Regions from separate parts of the Homo sapiens genome. Here all the other regions are linked to region 2. Evidence: chromatin loops called from intact Hi-C (ENCODE). Cell type or tissue: CD14-positive monocyte. All regions are shown on one strand.

Region 1 (5,000 bases), 67 kb after region 2:
AATTAACCATGCTTCAGTGGTGGATTTTGTTTTTAAGGCCATTTGTCTCTCTTGAGTTTTTGTAGAGGAGGGTGAAATATATCTAAGTCAGTTTTTGAGAACATGGAGTGCTGTTGTAAAACAAATGATAAACATTGATGCGCTGCAGAAATAAAAATTGGCTGAATCTTCTGGGAGGTGCTGAAGAGAACTGGGACATGCACAGTCAGACATTTTAGAAACCTGGAATTGACTTGAAGTGCTTTATCTTTTACATTACGGGTACAACTGCAAAAATAGAACTGAATGTGTGAATGAAGAGAGAGGTTAATTTCACAACTTTGGAGTTTTTTTTCCCCTCCAATAGAGTAATGGTGTTTTAAATTTTTTTTTTTCTTCACTCAAGGGGACATGGTCTAAAATTTAGAGCTAAAAATGCAAACATCAGACATAAATGATTGACTTGCCTTTTATCAGGCAATCTGATACAATTTGCAATCGTTCATTTTTCCTTCGTTGGCTACAGTACTTTTGTCATCTTGACAGAATCAGCCAAGCTTTACCTATAAAAATATTGGAAGAGATTTGAAATCATATGATCTTTTTGCAGAAAAAGAAAAGGATAAAGGGAATTGCAGCTGCCAGTGTTGGGGGGAGTGAAGTGGGAAGGGTCACTGTTATGTCACATTCTTAGATTCTTTTTTTTTTTTATTATACTTTAAGTTTAAGGGTACATGTGCACAACGTGCAGGTTTGTTATATATGGAACCCATCATTCTCAGCAAACTATCGCAAGGACAAAAAACCAAACACCGCATATTCTCACTGATAGGTGGGAATTGAACAATGAGAACACATGGACACAGGAAGGGGAACATCACACACCGGGCATTCTTAGATTCTTAAACCTTTGAGAAAGCAGAGCAGCTCTTTAGTACTGGCCACTGCAAACCATCTTCCAGAATTGTTCCATCATCTTGGTTTTTTTCTTTTTCTTTTTGTCTCTAATGTCTTCATCTCATAAGAACATATTCACAACCTGTAAAGCATGGTTTAGGGTCGGAAATTTCTGTATTTGTCTGTCATTAGAGACAGATTCAGAGTGCCATTTAGCTTGTCAGTGTCCACTTCTTTGTGCAGTAATGTAATTTCTGGTGGGGTTGGTCACCCACGGGATTACTGCGTACTAGTGCCTTCATGTTTACAGATTGTTTTCTATCCTGATCTTTAACATTTGTCAATGCATTATGTCACTGCTATTATTAAATGTAAACATTTAATAAGTTTTAAAAATCAATAAACATTAGTGCTTGATTTAAATGCTTGATTTAATTATTAACTTAATAATCAATTTAAATTTTAATAATAAAATGTATTAAAAGTCTTGAATAGATAAAGCATTGTTTTCCCTTGAGATGAATTCTGTCTTCATTTGTTCTTTTGTCCATTTATTCACAATTGCTTAGCATCTCCTGCTGGAGATCCAGAAATCAATAATCACAGTTTGTGCCCTCAGAAAATTCACAGGTTTGGGGTGAAAAAGAGTTGTATGAAATAAGTGATGCTATAGTTCACAAAATATATTCTAACTACATTGTACTGTCTACATTGGGAGAGAGGGTGTGTGTGTATGGATAATCCCAGACCCTGGGATTAGAGAATCATGGTTCAAAGCCCATTACCCTCTGGTTTTGGGTATTTAACTAATGTTCTTATTCCGTGGTTTCTTCACCTGTAAAATGATACTGAGCTGCTAGGGGTGTTGTATTAATTTAACATGTGATACATGTTAAGTATTTATATAGCGTATCCTATAGTCTTTGGGGGATCAAGGATAGTTTCTCAAATGAAGTTAACTTTAAACAACCTGAATGGCATAGATGCTTCTAGTCACAGGGAACTGGATATGACAAAATGGAAAATAGTTTTGCCTCTTTGAGAAAGAGAGTAAAGGTCAGCATGGCTGAAACATGTAAAAAGTGGGGAAGTTGCTTAGAGGTACTGGCAGAATCCAGATCGTGCTGGGCCTAGTAGGTCATGTTATGCAGCTGCATGTTGTGCAAGTGCAATCAGAAGTGATTGAAAGGTTTACACGGGGAGTTGCATGACCTGAATAATATTTTTAAACTAGTTGCAGAGTGGAGAATAGATTCGTGAAGAGCAAGAGTAGACACATGGAAATAGGTTAGAAAACTATTTCAATAGCTTAGTCCAAAAATGATGGCCACTTGGATTAAACAGTGTCAGGGGTGTAGGGGCAGTGGACAGAGTGAGAAATACTGTATAATTAATAGGACTTGGTAAACAATTGGATGTCATTGGGGAGCATCAATTATGATCCTATGGTGTTTAGCAACTGGGTCTAGTGAGACGTCTTGTGTGAAGATGGGCAAATTGGAAAAAGCAGGCTTGGACTTCTCAATTTACATGCTTTTGAAACATTCAAGGGAAGATGTCAAGTAGGCATAAGATGTCATGTAGATGTTAACTGAAGCCATGGAAATAGATGTGATCACTCAGAGAGATGGGATGAAGTGAGAAAAGCTGAGGGCCCAGTACTTAACCACTGGAAATTCCAAAATTTAGAAGACAGAGGAGAAGCAGCCAGTAAAGGAGGTGGATAAGTCATGGTCAGAGAAAAGGGAAAACAAGAAAGTTGTAGTTTTTAAGGAAAACAAAAGAAAATAGCATATTCAGGAGAAAGGAGTGATTATCCATGTCAAATGCTAAGGAGCTAATAAATAATCAAAAAATACCATGGAATTGGTATCATGGAGCTCATTGACATAAAGTAAACAGGCAGAAAATATAATTTCTTTAAAATTGCATTGCATTTTAACATACTGACTAATCAGTTTTACTGTTGACTAATTGAATAAATATATGAAGACAATAAAAGAGACATATTATTTTCCCAAGTGGCAGTATATTTAGAAATTATCTTACTTCTATCTTTACATAACTGTATGGTATACAAGGAAGCAGTAATAAACTATGCTGGTCTAAACTTACTTCCTTGGAAGTGCAAAAGTACTTGAAATCAGCACTTTCTTCTTGTGTATTCCCAATATCAAGATTACCAGGTACCATTGCTGAGGGAACCATTTGCGTAGACCAGTAGTTCTCAACCGGGGGCAGTTTGGTACCCCAGAGCACATTTGGCAATGTCTAGAGATATTTTTGATTATTACAGCTGGCAGCAGGTAATGTAGGGGGCAGCATCTAGGGGGAAGAGGCCAGGGATGCTGCTGAATATCCTATAATGCACCAGACAACCCCCCACAACAAAGAATTATTTGGCCCCAAATGTCAATGGCTGAGAAACCTTGACATAGACTAATGCAGACCTGCTCAGTGCCTTGGCAATAGTAGATCTTCACTAGAATTTTTCTGCAGGAGAGTGGGAGATCCTTTACTGCCTTTTTTTCATGGTCTACCAGTAGGTTTGTGTAGTAAGTGATCTTTGAATTTGGTTTTTATCTTGAAACTTCTTTGTAAAAAACAACGTGAATAAATAAAAGTATTGTGTACTCACGTGAATTACCTCTGCAGAATTTTCAATAGAATTTATTTATGTGGTTAAAAATAGAGGACAGTGCTCCACCCAGTGCATGTTAGACTTCTTACAGCAGAACTGGCTTCCTTATGCAAAGTTAGTTCCTATGCTGAAGTGCATTTTAGAGAAGTTTCAGTATTAAAACATACTTTAAACATTTAATAGATTAATTTTCTTTAAACCTGTAAAGATCTACGTCTTTAAAAATAATAAATTTTATTTTCTCTTGATTATAACATAATTCATATAGCTCATATTTGTGTGTGTGTGTGTGTGTGTAACTATAATAAACTCTTAGATACCTATAACTAACGCAGGATATGGAATTTAACCATTATCAATAAAACCTCCTTTGTGAATTCCCCTCTTGGCCAAGGAGAAACACAATTCTAAATATTTTGTTTCTTGTTTCCTTGTGTTAAAATTCTACTACATATGTATGTATCCCCAAACGAAGTATGAAATTAGTTTTTAAAATGTCTATGCCTGTAGGATGGATTGGAAAGGAGAGCCATGGAAAAAATAAAACAAACTCAATGGCTATTTGAGAAATGCAGACACATGGCTTTGAGGCTTGGCACCAAGCGCGGGGGCAGTGGCACCATTAGAAAGAAGTAGACATTTCTGTGACTGTCTGCCTCTGTGGAGAAAGGGGGAGCCTAAGGTCAAGATGACAGTGGTTTAAACACAGTGTTAGAATGGAGGTTTTATGAACAGAATCACAGAAGGAGGCAGGGGACAAGAAGCACACAGGCTGAGACAGACTTTGTATGCGGTGCCTTCTTTCAGGAAGATTGAAGTGCCATGTTTATTGTCTAGACTTGTACTTGCCATGGAAGCAGGACATCTGAGAGCTTGCTCTGTCTGGGCAATTCAAGATAGAGACTTAGAGACGTCATTGTTGAGCAGTAGAGCTGGAGGTGAAGATTTGAGAAACTTCCGTGTAGGTACGAGTTGAAGCCACATGAAAGGAAGAAACCTGGGGACAAAAAGCTTAGGGAATGCCCATAGCTAATGGTGGTATTTAAAACACATTATAAGCTTTTGCTGTGGCTTTTGCTTATTTTTATTTAAAAACTTTTTTATTTAAAAAACTTTTAATTAAAAACTGTTTTATGTCCACGTATAGGCTTCCTCGGGCTGTCTTTACAATATATGTTATGGTAGGGGATTATTAGGCTGGCACAAAAGTAATTGTGGTTTTTGCCATTAAACGGAGTGGACCAAAGAATTTTGCACCAATTCTTTGGTCCATGTGTCTGCATTTCTCAGATAGCTGTTGAGTTTGTTTTATTTTTCTGACTGCTCTCCTTGCCAATCCATCCTACAGGCATAGACATTTAAAAACTCAAATTTCATACCTTGTTTGGGGATACATAAATACATAGTGGAATTTTAACAACATGTTAAATGTTTGAATGCTACAATAACATTCTAAACTAGGTTAGATTCTTGTGACAGTAAA
Region 2 (5,000 bases):
ATTTTATCCTTATATAGGTAAAGAGAGAAGTTATACACTGAGTATGCCAAAATGACCACATGCTTCACACTTGCACTACCTCTTTTTATGAATCTAAATTTGGAGTTTTCAAAACCTCCTGTTTAAAAATACATCCCAAAAGACTTCTGCTTATTGCACATTTTGTTCCTGTCCTGTACAACTGAGATTTTCATTTATAATTCTTTTTGGAATGTTTTTCTTTTTGTCATAAATACAAAAGGAAGCTATTGACATATAATCCTTCATTATGTTTTATGCAGTAGCATCATAATTCTCAAATTTTGAGAATATATATTTTTTCTTTCAAGTCTAGAGACAAATCTTACAAGAAAGTTTAATTATGTGTTCATGCATATACATGGAATCTTAAATATAATTGAATGAATAAAAATTAAGTTGCCACAAATTAGTTTATGCAGGCATCTTTCACTTAAAAGATAGTTTGGAGGAGAAAAAATTCACTGACAGGTTTTTCTATTATATGATTTATATTTTCCTGTTGGATTTCATGATAAAGTTACAGTTTCATTTTATCAAAGGGAAAACTTGTTCCTTGATTTTTAAATAGGAAGTCATATTCAGAGATACATTAGTCCTTTTAAAATAACATATTTAAACATAAAATAGTAATCTTATAAAATTTATTAAGTCATACTTAGAGTATTAACTGTTTTCTGTTATGCTCAATAAAAATTATAAATTAAAAATGAGGGTACCAGAAACTCTTAAAATATAATAATCTATCTCTCCTAATTTTACTCATAATATAATTCATTAACCCATTATTCCATCTTCCAAAATGCTAACTTGCCTCTTTCCAGCTATCTTGAAATGTACTTAACTGTAACATATCTATACTTTAATGTATGTCACTGAATAAGATAAATTTAGAGTATGTGAAGTTTAAGGCTGAATGTTTTGTGGAATTGTTCTTTAAACTAACCCAAAATACCACCTTTAGACTGCTATAGCTGATACTGGAGCATGTTTCTTGTCTCAAGGAGCAAATAATCTTTCTAATATTAAACCCCAGAATCAGAGAGATGTACCCATCCAGTTTTGGGAGTGGTGGACAACTGCAGGCTCCCCTGCAGGGAAAAGACTTGGCCCCTGTGAGACATACAGCACCTGGAGGTTGAGCACATGCTCCCTGTAGGTGAGCTAACTCCCAGGAAAAAAAAAAGGGATAGAAGAGGCAGACTATACATTGCCCTTTTTAAATCTACCAGGTCAGTCACTCCTCCTGGAAGAATAAGTGTCACGCTAGTAGTGCTCCTTCCATAAAAAAAACTAAAGGAGTGGGGAAGAATCATTCCCTCCCATAGCAATAATGATGTGTGTAAGACAGAGTTGATGAAAAAGGAAGTATGGAATATGGTGGGAACATAGCCTAGCCTAGGGGTTCATTGGAAGTGATATTTCAGCTGAAGGAATAGGGAGTAGGATTGAGGAAGGTGGGTTTGGGCAAGAAGAAAGATGTCTTAACACATCTGTGGAATTTACAGCAATTCAGCATGGCCGGTTACAGCCTAGGCTAAGAGACAGAATCTGGAGTGATATAGCAGGATATGTAGGCAGTGACCAGATCTCAGAGTGAGTTGTGAGTCAAATTCAGATGAATAAAGGGCAACAGAAACATTTGAAGGGTTTCAAATAGAGCGATGACAGAATCAGATTTATGTTTTGAGGGGACAATCATTCTAACTGTAATTTGGAGGGAAGCAAAGCTAGAGAGAGGAAGATCTATTAGTGGTATGCAAGGAAAGGAGGTTTGTGGGAGGGGACGTGTAGATTAGTATAGTTTTATAAATTTTGCCCTTGAAGAGCAAGACATTCAAATAAAGTTGTTAAGAAAGTTAGATGGGTGCATACACATAAGTCTTTCTGTGAATGCCTTTTATTTGAAATACTGATCAATGGGTTTATGTTAAAGCTAGGGTAGCCATAAATTTAATTAGCCTTCTCCCATTTTGATAGAGACTTTGTAATCCTTCTGAGTATTTTCTTTAGTTTTCTGATGAATCCACTTATTTAAATAAAATTATTCAGTTAAAAATTTTTTTGAAAGAATATAAAAATTCGCTGTTTCCTGCCACTGTTTACTACAAGATACTGTTGATATGTGGTAAGTGTTCTGGTTTATGGGAGGAGAAAGGAAAGTTTAAGTTCATTTTTGGGAAGACACATTTCCATTGACATTGAACTTGCTAAAATTGCATGATCACACACAAAGTGATTGCACAGCAATTTTTTTTTTTAGTTGCTGCCAATATACAACTATTTAAAGGCTGGACTATTTCAAAAGATAATAATTTGTTATCAACATTCTTAGGTGCAGATAAAGAGCCTGGAACCATGTCTGGTAAAACCCTTCCCAATTTACACCAGAAAGTCTTTGGCAAAGGTAATCTTGTGCTGCTTAGCTGAAGGCCCTTCAGTATCAACTAATAATGTAGCCTGCTGCCTGCTGTCATTTTTTCACTATTAGAAATATTATCATATTACTATTTTTGTACCTTTTGTGTAATGTTATAATAGCTTCTAAAGGTTTTCTCCTAATATTTTGAGAACTTTTGTTTGCATTCTTGATTTGAAACAGTGTGACCTGTTAGTGCCTATCGGATGAATTATACTCTTTGAATGTCTCTTTTTCTAAGCCGCTGTGCTAATACACTTTTTATTCATTTTCCCCTGTGTTATAATAACTATGTTTAAGTCTCATGGCAATCTTCTTTAGTCTATATATGCTGAAAAGATTTATTTGCATTTCTATCCAGAATAAATCAAAATAAATTTTGCTGGAAATGGCATCATGTGAATTGAGTTTCTTTAGCTTGCAATTTTTAATCATTGTGCTTTATCTGGTGGAAATGTTAATGTTTAGTGGCAAAAGAATTGTAAACAGTGTTTAACACACCTTTAGTCACAGACACTTTCATAGAATAAAGGGGGTTGTTTAATACTCCAAGAATTACTATTCTTATTTGAATTTTATTTCTATTGTTGCCAAGTCATTTTTTAAAAAGAAAAATGATCCCAGAAGTAGATAACCTTTTTTTTTTTTAATAAAGCAGATAAACTTACTGAAAATGACGTATAAAACTCAATTTTTCTGGTAGGTACATACTCTTTTGATTAAAAGTTATCTTAAACGCCACATACCTGAAAACACAGTTTTACCCATTCAACAATCTTGATGTTCACTGTCACTGTGATAAAGGAAATCCAAGATATTAGATAGCAATATTCTAGAGAAAAATAAACAAATTATATTTCCTTCCCCTGATGAAGTTGTCTAGAAAGCTCATCCAGGCCATGGGGTGAGACCAAGAAGTGAGAAGTTCTAGTGTCTGAAAGGAACTGCAGTTGAAGGACTTTATTCTTAGCATTATATATATGTATTTTTTTAACCTCTCTTTGGTTCTCAGATCAACACCAAAATGCATGTGCTCACCTTCTCTTGTCTTTATGTTTTCAGTAGGAGGAAGGCTGGCATTAGCAATACAACTTTGAACTCAGGAAGAAAGTTTAGCCTGAAAAAGATAGGCTGACTAGGGTAAAGTTTGCAGCCTTCCAAACTAGCCTGTTATCTTTATAAGTTTATGAGGTAGTAAAATGGAACCAACATTTCTAACAGAATACAGTCGTGTGAGCCTGTCATTCTGAAAGGGACTTTATGTGTGCTGAGGTCAAAATCCAGTATGGGAACCCATGCAGGGCAGGATCCAGGTTTTGTGGCTTATTAGACTTGTGCAGTTTCATGGGGCCCTCTTTAAGAAAAAGAATGTGGAATTACAAATGCAAAATTAGTGAAAAGATCTCGGAAGGGGCCTATGCAAGGAAAGGGCCCTGTACTTAAACTTCATTAATTCACAATAAATTCACTTCTAACCTCATACATAAACCTGTATCTAATAAGTTAAATTGTGAATTGATAATACAGCTAAATATTTTAAAATGAGATTGAATGTCACATTCTTGAGGAAACCTTCCCTGATTGCTTTCTTTGTAATGCCACTGTGTCACATATACATGGTGTGGTAACGATCCATTTACCCATCTAATTTGCTCATTAGATTCTAAGCTGCAGACTGGCTAGGATGTCTTGCCCACTGCTGTATCTTTTGTGCCTAGCACAGTGCTTAGAAAATTGTAGTTGTTAAAAGTAGAGTGCAGGGATGCTGGAGTCACAACACCTTCGAACGTATTCCAGCAGCAGGCTCGGTGCCGTGCCTGATGTGCCGAAAGGTGCCTCTAGTGCTATTACAATGCAGACACAGTTTCCATCAATCATATGGACAGCAGCTGCCAAGTTCTCTTTTACTTGGTGAGTTATGGATGGCAAAGATGTCTTTCAACTATGCACAAAAATTGGTAAAGAACTGGCTAGGTGTCCATCCGTCAGGTAGGAAGGAGTGATTATAACTGATCTGAAGGTAGAGTGAGATACAAAATGCCCTCTGAGGATATTTTACTTATTCCTGAGAGCTGCTGCTGTCTTTGAACACCTTTGAACATTTACTTTTTAAGACAATTAGATCAAGGGAAAAAATCATGGAAAGCATGATTCAAAGATCAAATTCTTCAATTTGATGAAGTCACACTTCATCTAACTGGGTCATTGATTTTAAACCAGAAGCCTATTTACTAATTTTACAGCAAAGATATTTAACTGTTTCTACAAGTCATCATAATAAATGTTATTTCTAATGAACAGTGTCTTGAACTTAAATAAGAGAGAGAAAAATAGTGGCATTTCCTCTACTCCCCAAATAATTCTATTATTGCTTAAGTTTAGTGTTTATAAGATTTAAAAATAATGGGTGCAGGTTGGGATGAGGATCTATATAACCATGGTGGATTATTTTTAATACTGAGAAAAACATAGGATAAATTCTGCAAGTACTATACTTTTTCTGCCAAAGGAGAAACATCCTAAAACAAGAAACTTAGGGGCTGATTTAAGAAAAAGCTGGATG
Region 3 (5,000 bases), 50 kb before region 2:
GTCTTCTGTGTTGATCACGATGGGAGCTGCAGACTGGAGCTGTTCCTATTTGGCCATCTTGGAACGGACCAGTCCATAGTTTTATAATGCATGCCTATGTGTTGATTTGTGTTGCTTTGGAGTTGCTTTAATATCCAAATGAAAGACTCATGACCATATTATTGGTGAACTTTTAAAAAATATTGTATTGATTTATAGGAAATTGATAAGCTTTGAGGTAATCTGTAAAATTATTTTTAACCCCCCCCCCCCTTTTTTTAGAATAACTTCCTGGCACTTGATTATATAAGGCTCTTGCTGCTTATGATAGATGGTTGCTCCTCACATATCATTGCATAATTAACCTTTTCTCCCAGGCTCTTAATGTCCAAGAAAATGTTCTCTTCATACCAGTAATGTAGTTCCACTGGAAAGTGTTCTGGGTGAGCTGGGGATTTTTCCTTTGGAGCTGGAATTTGCCCTAGTAATTCTGCCTTCTTTGGAATTCTGTGAGTTCTGTGAGAGGGCAGATAATCATAGTGGTGTATGACCAAGCACTCACCTTTTATCTTTAACTCTCAGAAGAAATTGTTTTTCAGAAAGAAATGTCAAAATGACATTATTCATGAGAAAAACTAGTCATGAGTTTTGGACTCTCTAGGAATGTAAACATGTTTAATAAAAGCTGGTGACAGTTTTTCGGTCTGCTGTTACTGGAAAGCCTGCTTGATTTCCTTCCCTGTGTTTTTCTGGTCTTGAGATCTCCAGTGCTTTCTGAAGATCCAGGAATGCCGTACAAATGGGAAAAGCCAGACTGTTATCTTGAACCTCTGTTTTTGAAATCTCTGTCTGATAAGGAAAAAAATATTGCAAGTCATTGTAGTTACTTGTTTGGTTTGTCACTGGAATTCCAAATATTTGCTTGGTGGTTCATGGACATGTAAATTTTGGGATATGTTACTATTGTTTAGGGTATACTGTCTGTAAAATAAGTTATTAACCCAGTGACTGTTAACTAGATCTTCCAAAAGCCCTGTCTCCTATCATTTTATGTGTATTGAAAAATTATTATAATTAGAGATTTTTTTAAACTCTTAGAAAATGAAAGTATACAGCTATGAAAATTCTGTTTGGGTAATTTTTTAAAAAATTTATTTTCAGTTCAGAGGTACATGTGCAGATTTGTTATACAGGTAAACTGTGTGTCACAGGGCTTTGGTGTACAGATTATTTCATCATGTTTGGATAATTTTTATGTTATTTTTTAATGCATTTTTATCCTTTTGTCTGTATTATTGTGCTTCCTTTTTTATTAAAGAAGAGTTGGATGTATCTTACTTTGGCTTTATGTTTAAAGTGAAACAGTAAATTGAAAGATTTTAACAGGTCGTGGTATGTCAATGAAAGAACCTAGAAATTAGCAGAAAAATGCAGGAAGCCAACTATAGATATTGGAAAAATAATACATACCATAACTTGAGTTAGGTAATGTACACTATCGAGTCTTTGAATTTCAATAAAGTATGTCAAAGTAGACATTGTATGTCATTTTCCCTTCTGTTGGGAGAACTGATAATCCGCCTACCCATCTGCCTTCCTACCTTTCTTAGTTTTCTTTCTTTTTCTTTTATTCTGCCTAAGTCCAGAAAAGATTTGGGGTCTATATAAGTAAGTTATGGAAAATAAAATACGTGAGGAGGAAGGGAAATGAAGGGAAATTGGGTACACCCTGTTAGTACCTGCATTTAAATTCTGTGAAGTTGCTTGAAGACGGATGGATCTGTGTCTGAGCTTCCTGATTAGCAAGTCTGTTGTCTATGGTGCGATTAATCTCTTCTCAGCCTAACTCTGATATAGTCACTGCCCTGTATAAGAAATGTCAGTGGCTCTCTATCACATCTATTTAAGGTATATAAGAACCCGTACCCTTTTCAGGCTTATCTTATTTTTCTCCTCAATGAACCCCACTCTGTTCAACATGTAGAGCTGCTTACCTTCCCCAGGTCCAGTTTTCTTGCTTGGAGGCCTTTGAATGACCCTTCCTCACCACTGGGAGTGTCCTGTTTACTTATCTTCAACACCCAGCTCCTACTCCATTCTTCTGTGAGGCCTTCCTGGGTGACGCTGACATTTGTTACCTCTCTCAGTTCTGGAACTTACCTTAGTACTGGGGTTGTCTTCTCTAATAGGCTTAGCTTTTTGAGGGCAAGGGACATCTAAGTACATTTTGTGGGGTGTATATAGAGTGAAGCAGTTGGCAGCTGTATTTATGGTTGCTCTCTTAGTTAAGTAATATACTGCCCAGCACACAAAAGGAGCCAAATAAGTGAAGAATAAAGGGCACTTTGTGAGGAGGCTGATTATAGTGGTGCTAGGGGCATGGAATTGGGGAGGAGGGAAGCAGTTGAATATACCTGAGCAAAACCAAACTGTTTCATATGTGTCATGAATCATATCCCTTTTCTTTTTGCTTATTCATTTGTTGACTTTCGGTTCTTTTCACCTCTAGTGCTATCCACTGAACTTCCTCCATCCCCCTACCTCCCCTTCCCTCCCGTTCCCTCCTCCACCTCCCCTCCCCTCCCCTCTCCTCTTTGACAGAGTCTTGCTCTGTCACCCAGGCTGGAGTGCAGTGGCACAATCTTGGCTTACTGGAACCTCCACCTCCCTAGTTCAAGCAATTCCCTTGCCTCAGCATCCCGAGTAGCTGGGATTACAGGCACATGCCACCATGCTGGCTAATTGTTTTGTATTTTTAGTAGAGACAGGGTTTCACTATGTTGGCCAGACTTGTCTCGAACTTCTGACCTCAGGCAATCTGCATGCCTTGGGCTCCCAAAGTGCTGGGATGACAGGCGTGAGCCACTGCACCCGGCCCCCCTCTTTCTAAGGTGGCTTATCTATTCATTGAACAACAAACATTGCAATAGGGTAGTCATTGTTTGCAAGACTTGTGGTTTCATACTGAGTTCTCTAAATGTGGGGAAGTTGCTAAGTTTGGCTCTTCTTCAGCTAGCACAGCGGTAGAAGCAGACCTACCACCCTCTTTCCTTTTAGTAACTTGAACTTCTCCCTGTTTCAATGCTTATAAACCACCTCTCTCCCAAAACAAATATGTATTGTGGTTAAGAATAGTGGAAAGAGTGACATGATTTTTAATTGTGGTTGAGCAGGAAATTGTTTTAAGTTAGTTTAGAATTCATTGATCCAACATTCTTTATACTTTTAAAAAGTAATACAGTTTTGCATACTGTATAATTAGCAGTAACTTTTAAATATACTACGTTTCTGAGGACCTTCAGTAAAATACATAGAAAGGAAAACATCCGGCTTAAAATTTGTGACTTTTCAATCTGTATACATTTTCAGTTCCTCTTATTTAAAGTGATAGACTAATAAATATTTTAATATAATGGTTGAAGTCTTTATTAAGATTAAATTAGGATCTTAAACTTTCTGTGTGTCTCCATTAAAGATGTGTTTTTGGCTTCATTATTTGACAGTGTTGTGGTATGGCATTTAATGGAGAACAAGATCTCTTACTTTGGAATGTATCTGGTCAAATGGAGTTCCTTTCATATTTGCCCAGGAAGCTTATTTTTCTAAAGATTATGGAAATAACAGATGTGGAACAAGCAAGCACTGCATGTCTTTCATTCAGAGTTCTCTGAGGAACCACCTTGGGTAGGCTTTTGTTTGTCACACACATAGCAAGTATGTCTTTACCCTGACTGATGCAATAGTCCAGCCTCCTGTGGGGTATCATCCACTAACAATAATGCCATAACCCATTAGTTGATTGCAAACTCTCTGAATCCATAGGGACTTGCCCCAGTCCAAATGAGTGACTAATTCTTAAACTACAAGGTAAAGCTGAGGTCCTAAGGGAGGAGGGACATGTTAAGGTTTGACTGTTTATTTTGCTTGTTATTACTGCAGGATCATTAAAGAAATGTTTATATCCTGTTGGGGTTCTATGTTCTTAACCACTATATAAGGATGAATAAGCTTTGTTTTTTTTGCTTCTACCTCTCTTATATTTCTTTCCATTCTCTACCCTCCCTCTCCTAAGGAAAAATGGTGTTCACACTCATTGGGTCTAAATAAACCCAAACGTCTTTTCTTTGAATATTTTATTACCTTATCTGTTTATCTATTAATGAGAAATTATACAAATGCATATTTGAAGTTCTTAGTAAAAGCCCAAGGACTTAAACGCAGCTCTGGAAACACCTGTCATCTATCTTTTATTTAGTAAATCTCCCTTTGTCCCAGATTCCTCATTTGGAAAATATGTCATGAATTTGTTATGTTGGTATCATAAAAGATGTAATTGTACAAGAGATAGTAAAGTATCACATGTTCATTTAGAATGATCACACATAAATATGTGCTTTTTTCTCTCAACCGTGACCTGTAACTATCCTTTTTTGAATGTCACAAAAATCTCATGTCTATAAGCCTCTCCACACTGATGAGATTGAGGCCTAAAACCATCATCTCCCAGCTCTGTCACAATTTCCAGATTTGTCTCTGTCTTTAGGTTTGCTCACTTTTGAGCACATAGAATTATGCCATCCTTTTCAAATTACATGTCAGCTCCTTACTTTATCCTACCCCCAGTAGTGAGCGCCTTAGTTGCCTTGCTTCATCTTTTGATGTGTTTTTACACTGTTTGTCATGCCAGCATTTCTTGTGAGCACCCTCCCCAAGACACATACACACACACACACACACACACACACACACACACACACACACACACACCACATTCTTAACCTATGGACATTTGCTGCTGTAAATTCATTATATATGGTGCATTGAAAATGTTTGCTCTGTGTTTCTTTCTGGACCTTGTGCTAGCAACTTTGTTTTGTCATTTTTGTCAAGTGATTTTCTTTTTTCTTTTTTTTTTCCAAATCAGCTAAGTCACTGATAAGATTGATGAGTATGAGAGATTGATCATTTTACAATTTCCATCCTGCGGCCATATGAGAGGTTGTATTTGGTACCTAGATTAG

The links. Peaks named below come from ENCODE experiments on the same cell type or tissue, not always from the same donor. Only the 100,000 strongest peaks of a DNase experiment are listed, where the experiment ranks them.
Region 1: it touches region 2 in a loop (3-fold over the local background); 9 of 110 quality-filtered maps call a loop at or near these places.
Region 3: a loop joins it to region 2, with 3 times the contacts of the local background. A loop is called at or near these places in 3 of 110 quality-filtered maps.

The regions. Positions count from the first base shown.
Region 1 is chr7:18,292,632-18,297,631 of GRCh38, forward strand. It overlaps a transcript of HDAC9 not described here. Among named protein-coding and RNA genes, the nearest start is that of MIR1302-6, 170 kb to the left of the region's middle. In CD14-positive monocyte, a CTCF peak has its summit at 3,638; a DNase peak (open chromatin) is centred at 2,000; H3K4me3 peaks cover 3,358 bases; H3K27ac peaks cover 3,973 bases.
Region 2 is chr7:18,225,223-18,230,222 of GRCh38, forward strand. It overlaps a transcript of HDAC9 not described here. Among named protein-coding and RNA genes, the nearest start is that of MIR1302-6, 100 kb to the left of the region's middle. In CD14-positive monocyte, no CTCF peak of the experiment used is centred here; no DNase peak of the experiment used is centred here; H3K4me3 peaks cover 500 bases; H3K27ac peaks cover 298 bases.
Region 3 is chr7:18,175,529-18,180,528 of GRCh38, forward strand. It overlaps a transcript of HDAC9 not described here. Among named protein-coding and RNA genes, the nearest start is that of MIR1302-6, 51 kb to the left of the region's middle. RefSeq lists enhancers at 1,984-2,128, 2,793-2,902 and a cis regulatory region at 2,047-2,064. In CD14-positive monocyte, no CTCF peak of the experiment used is centred here; DNase peaks (open chromatin) are centred at 2,493 and 2,913; H3K4me3 peaks cover 1,768 bases; H3K27ac peaks cover 2,311 bases.